Linked DNA regions of Mus musculus: region 1 is linked to region 2. The links are chromatin loops, found by intact Hi-C in ENCODE. Cell type or tissue: gastrocnemius. All regions are shown on one strand. Each heading gives the region's core, and the rest is flanking DNA. Links, peaks and the distances in the headings are about the cores only. Region 1 overlaps Zmiz1os1 (a long non-coding RNA gene). Region 2 has its middle 15 kb from the start of Gm32307.

Evidence for each region. Peaks named below come from ENCODE experiments on the same cell type or tissue, not always from the same donor. Only the 100,000 strongest peaks of a DNase experiment are listed, where the experiment ranks them.
Region 1: it touches region 2 in a loop (2.9-fold over the local background); 1 of 42 quality-filtered maps calls a loop at or near these places.

Annotation. Positions count from the first base shown.
Region 1 is chr14:25,371,184-25,374,092 of GRCm38, reverse strand. The region is part of intron 1 of Zmiz1os1 (a long non-coding RNA gene); the gene reads left to right. Among named protein-coding and RNA genes, the nearest start is that of Gm41113, 6.6 kb to the left of the region's middle. In gastrocnemius, for the core only: a CTCF peak has its summit at 1,314; a DNase peak (open chromatin) is centred at 2,246; H3K27ac peaks cover 2,291 bases.
Region 2 is chr14:25,182,527-25,185,435 of GRCm38, reverse strand. No RefSeq gene overlaps it. Among named protein-coding and RNA genes, the nearest start is that of Gm32307, 15 kb to the left of the region's middle. In gastrocnemius, for the core only: no CTCF peak of the experiment used is centred there; DNase peaks (open chromatin) are centred at 831 and 1,169; H3K27ac peaks cover 2,003 bases.

The sequences.
Region 1 (2,909 bases), core at 151-2,650, 190 kb before region 2:
GGCTAATGGACTGGAAATGAGCTAGGGCTCATTGGAGATGTCAGTGTGTGGGATAGGGTCAAAACAAGCTGCCCAGCTAGATGGGCCTCACTTTCTTCTGCCTGACTCAGTCACTCAGGAGTCCCAGATTCCTCCATTGTAGAGTGGAGTGCTTGTCCCCATGTTCTATGGTTCTTGTGAAAGTTGTGGGTGCCTGCTTCCACCTGCCTAGATATCTCTAGTCCTTAACATTATTCACCTTCTCTTGGTCTGCATGGCTCCTGTTCACCCTTCAGGAGATCCTGCTCAGTGCTACCTCCTTCAGAAGTCTTCCCTTGTTAGCAAGGCCAGGCAAGTATCCCCACTGTGGGACCTTCCTCTTTTCCTGTAGCATATTCGTGTTCATCCCTCATTGGCGTGTGAGTTTCGTGAGCTCACGGGCCCTCTCTGCTTTTTTTCTCCTGGGCTCCTATGCTTAGTCCCGGGCCTGGTACTTCAAGGGCATTCAGTGAAGATTTGCTAAATAGGTGGTGAATTTGAACTGCCTCCTGTGCAGTGGTAACCCAGTACAATGCAGTCTTTCCTATGTGATGTGGCCCTTGGGTCCACTGATCTTCCTCCTTTAGGGATGCAGTGGCTGTTGTGTCAGGAAGCTCTGCTCAGCCTGGGTGGGTCTGTTTTCCTGCAAAGAGCCTCCCACACTCAGTCACTGATGCAACCAGGGGAGGAAGAGACCAGGTAATCTGTGCCTGAGGCCTATGCTCTACCTGGGCACTGCCCAAAAGGAAACACTGTTTGCCAAGAAGTCTTAAGATCTTCCCCAGGAGTAGAGGATGGTAGAAGAGAGTCTTTACGCATGCAGGCTTGTTTTCTCGCCTGCCGACCGTTCATAGCTATCTCCAAGCCCACAACTAAGGCTGTGTTCTGTCTAGGTTTCTGGGTTATGGTCCTTCATACCCACCCCCTCCCCTGGCTCAATCTGTGCCTACCCTTTTCATTTTCTGATCCCACGGGCCTGACTTACCTTCGCCTGTTTGGGCCTCACTTTCATGCATCAAGTGGGACAAAGAACATTGGGAGCTCGGTAGCATTTGGAGGATCTGGTAGACTAACCAGTACCCATTACACATTAGTTTTTGAAAGCCTGTCAGTTAGATGTTCCTGACAGAATGCAGAATCCTTTCTCTGGGGTGTAAGAGACCTACAGATACTGATCCGAGGAGATGCCCATGCATAGAAGTTTATGGAAAATGTTGGGAGTGCAACTCTAGGGGGTGTTTATGAGCATGTATTGCTCCTTGGGACTGTAATGCATGCTTTAGGGGGCAGCTGGCCACTAGCTCCACCCAGTGCTCGGAGGATGCAGCGTCTGCAGCCACCAGTTTGCTCTGCAAGGATGTGGCTAGCTGGATATCACAAACCAGCCACAAGAGTCCAGTTGTCCTAAGGAGGTCAAGGGCCTCAAAGAGCCTTTGCTTTGGACCCCGTACTGTTCACATAATGGCCTCAATGCTCAAGTACTGGCCTGGGAGAATTCCTGCCTGTCCACTTATGCACGCATGTACATATGTATGCACACCATTCATACGCTTATGGGAACAGAACTGCAGACTGATTTATTTACTAGCACGGACAATCTGAGTGTCTTCCAGCTTGTCCTTTGTTCAGTGTCAGAATATGATGCCAGGTAATGCCCAGAAAGAATCTTCTATTTAGTTTCTGCTGCCTTTCAGCCATCCCCATTTTACTGGCTAGAGAACGGAGGTAAGAAGGGATAAGTGCTTTGCCTTAGGATCCAAAGCAAGGAAGTGACAGAGCCAGTAGCAACAAGAAAGGTACCAGGGTGTCCTGACCAGTGTTGGGGCTCCTCTGGGAGGTGGTGTCTGCCCCACTGGAGAGTGTGATTTAAGCATCTTCTCCACTCAGCACTCCCATTTTGCAGATTGGAAGAGTGACTGTGCTCACATCTGGTAAGCTCTGAGCAGGGGCTGTGGTTTCAGCCCACACAGCTGGGAAATTCCAGGCCTGAGGCTGCTGCTGGGTGCACAAGGTTCATTTAGAATCCAAATGAAAAATAATGATACTAAAAAGGAGCTTGACAAACACGGTTGCATACAGAAGCCTGGGGGCCGGCCATTTCCTGAGACTGCTCTTCAGGGCTGCCTGCCTGCCCAAGGCCTTGCCCACTGCTGGGGATCCTTGGCCAGCCAGCCGATGGCCCTGGCAGAGCCTCTAACTGAGCCCTACCCCCAGTCCTGCTGACACAGGCATCCTGGTCCCTTACCTCCCAGCCCTCCCTTGCCTGCTGGCAGGCTGTGGTAACAAGATGCCCTTTGTGTGTGTGTTGGGGGAAGGGGGCAGTGGGCAGCTCCTATGCTGCTTCTTGCTTCTGAGTCACAGCTCCTGCCAGCTCTGGGGACAGAGAGTTGCAGGTGACTGGCCAGGCGGCAAGAAGCCCAAGACCTTGGAGATGACCTCAGACAACCCCTTCCTCAAACAGTGGGGAAAGTGAGGCTGAGAAGGGGGAAGGGAGTGTCCTCTAGGCACTTGTTAAGGGGGAACATACTTCTGTAGCCAGGGGCTTCCACACTTGCAGGGACTTAGTAATATCCTTTGTTCACCAGAATAGCTACTGTGTCCAGGGACACATATGTACAAGCTCACACATGTGCATGTGAGCACATGTTCATAAGCATGTGATTGAATGAACTTGTGTCAGTATTCATGTTTCCCTAAGGTCCCCACACTTCCTCCAAGACTTTAAGGCCTGGCCTCAGGGACATTTGTCTATTCTGTCTGATGCAGAGGTGACCTAGGCTTGTCCTTACCCACTGCTTAAACATTTCCACCAAGGCAGCTGTGTGTCTGTGATGGGCAGTTCACTTCTTGACACGTCACGCCTGAGCCCGAGGTGATATGTCTCAGCTCCC
Region 2 (2,909 bases), core at 118-2,617:
CCTGGAACTCCCATAGTAGCCCCACCCTGCCTTCCCAGACTGAAAACCAAAATGCACTTTCTTATTGCATCGAACACTTACCAGGCTCATCCTGGCTCATGCCACACACCTACTCACCCCCATGTCTCCCTGCCCTATCTAACTCTTAAATGTCTTTTATGTCATAGCTCAGTACTACCTCCTTTGGACTGTGTGCAGGGTTTCCCTGTCTACCTTGGTACTAAGGTGTTTGGCCCCCAATGCTCCTGTGGGTAGCTCTCACCAGCTATGATATCTTGACCCCCTCATGACCCTAAAAATGTCATAAACCAAGAAACTTCATGTCCCTTACACCACATCCTGTTACAGAACTCAGTAGATGCTCAAACCTCATTTTGGAACTTGAGTTTCCAGGGGAGGACAGTGAAGCTTGGTGCTCCAGCATCCTGCTCTCCCTCACTCTCACATCTTCTGCTGTGCACCACAGGGGCACTCCGGTGTGGGAGAGTTGGCCTCTGAGATCACCAGAGCCATTCCCCTGTCCCCAATCCCTAAGCCCAGGCTCTTCCCCCTTTCAGGCTTAGGGGACCTTTGAAAATTAGCTCCCCCCCTAGCCCCAGTTGATCATACAGCAGCTCCCACAGACTAGGAAGAAATCCAGGGAAGCCACGGTGATGACACACTGTTTGCTCTCAACCTGTAAGTGGTAGAATTGTGCCCCAGCCACATGCAATGGTGTCTCACGAAATCTCATAATGGGGCACCAGTCAAGGAAGGATCTGTGTGGCATGTGATAGTCTTTGGGTAAGTTCACCCCAGGGCAGGAGGGCATGAATCCAGTGGCAGGTGTGTCCTTACAAGGGACAGAAAAGACAAGACACTCAGTGCTATGGGCCATAAGCCAGAGCACGGATGCTTGTAATGGTGGAGGTAGAGGCTGTGGAGTTGCAGCGGGAGGCACAGGTAGCAAGGACTGAAGATCCTAGAGCCCCATGCAGGATGGGGGAACGCTGGAAGCTGGGAGTCACAAGTAGGTAAGAGAGAAAGAGAGAGAGAGACAGAGAGAGAGACAGAGAGAGACAGAGAGACAGAGAGACGAGGGGGACTCACGTGAGGTCAGCCTGTACACTGCACAGCCAGCCTAGCTGGCACCTTTGCTTTAGACTTCTGGCTTGTACAACAGAGTGTTTAAAGCCACCCAGTGTGTGCTCATTTGTTACCTAGGCAGCACTAGGAAACAAACAGAGCCAGGCAGAGTGAGAATCTGGTCGGAGCCTGAAGGACTGTGGGGATGGACTTCGTGAGGATCTCCCTCTGCCTTTGCCAACACGAGTGGGCCTCTCTGCTCTGCTTCCCACCTTGGGACCTTTAGCTCCTTTCAGGCCATGCTCTCCCTCAGCCTGAGCTGCTCCCAGCCTGCCTTGCTCCTCTCTTCCCGTATCTCTGAATTAGAAGCACGTGTGACATCACTTCCCAAGTTCCAAAATGTCTTCTGCTTGGTAGCCTTGCTCATATCAGCCAGCTAACCTCTCACCACCCTAAAGCCACCAGGAGCTAATGTTATAACTTAAACAGAAGTCACCGGACAGACATCTTCAGCTGAGGGCTCCTAGGCAGCAGGTCCTATACCTGATCATCCTGGTCATGGGCACCCTGGCAGATTAACTGTGTGTAAGGTGTCAGCCTTGTGTTCTGGTGTCAGCAGAAAGACATGTCAAGAGGCAGGATACACCCGGCCAGGGCAGGAGCAACCACTCTGAGACTCACTTTCTCTGGACTCGAACAATGTTAGTAGGGAAGGAAGTTGGGGGAGGAAGAATGGATTTTATTTATTTTAATTTTTATTCTTCACACACATTCCATCCCAACCATGCCTTCCCCTACCTGTATTCCTCCAAGTCCTCCCTCCCCTCCCCATAAGCCCTCTCTTCCTCAGTTTCCCTTTAAAAGAAGGTCAGATCTTTCAGGGATAGCAACCGAACATGGCATAACACATCACAATAAGACAAGGCAAAAAAATAAAAAAAGAAATCTTCATATCAAGGCCAGGTGATCCAGTAGGAGGAGAAAAAGGGTCCCAAGCACAGGCAAAAGAATTAGAGACAGCCCCCACTTCTGCTGTTAGGGTTCCCACGAAAAAACACCAAGCTATGCACTCACAAGGTATATGCAGAGGACCTGGCTCAGACCCATATAGGGACCATGGTTGCTGCTTCAATCACTGTGAGGCCCCATGAACCCTGTGTAGTTGATTTTGTAAGCTGTGTTTTTATGGGGTCCTCAACCTTCTGGCTTCTAGAATCCTTCCATCCTTTCTTCTCATGGTAGGGTGGATTTTAAAACATAGAAGGGAAATTAGTAGCCCTAAACTCTTGAGAGGGGTCATCACACCAAGCAGAGGATGCGCCTGACAAGTGTCTCAGAGGGGCTTACTGAGCTGGGTCAGAGTGACTCAGGACGTCCAGACTGAACATCCAGTGTTCAGATCACGTGGGATGCTGGCCCTAAGTGCCTGAGCCTGCTCACTCTATCCTTAGTCCCTATAACAGATGGCACACACAGCCTTCCTCTCACTCATCTTCCCCCATCCTGAGGACTGGCTCGTTTTATTCTTGCTGCATAGATCAGGGTTTGGAGGTGAAGGCTCAAGGTCACAGGGCCACTAGCGAGTGGTGGTCAGCTCTGGAACTCGGGTCAGAGGAGCCAGAGATGTGTGAGCCGAGAGCTGGGAGATCCTGGATGGATGTCCCAGTGCAGAGACAGCTGCCGTGCCCGTTACAGAACCACTGTTGGCACTGACTTAAGGGTCCATGGCAAAGTTCTCTATTTCAAGAGCTGAACCGTGGACAGCAGGAGAATGCCTTGCTTTATGAAATATCCCCTGAGGTGTTGGGCTAAAGGGAAGCAACATCTTGGACTCACCTCTCAAC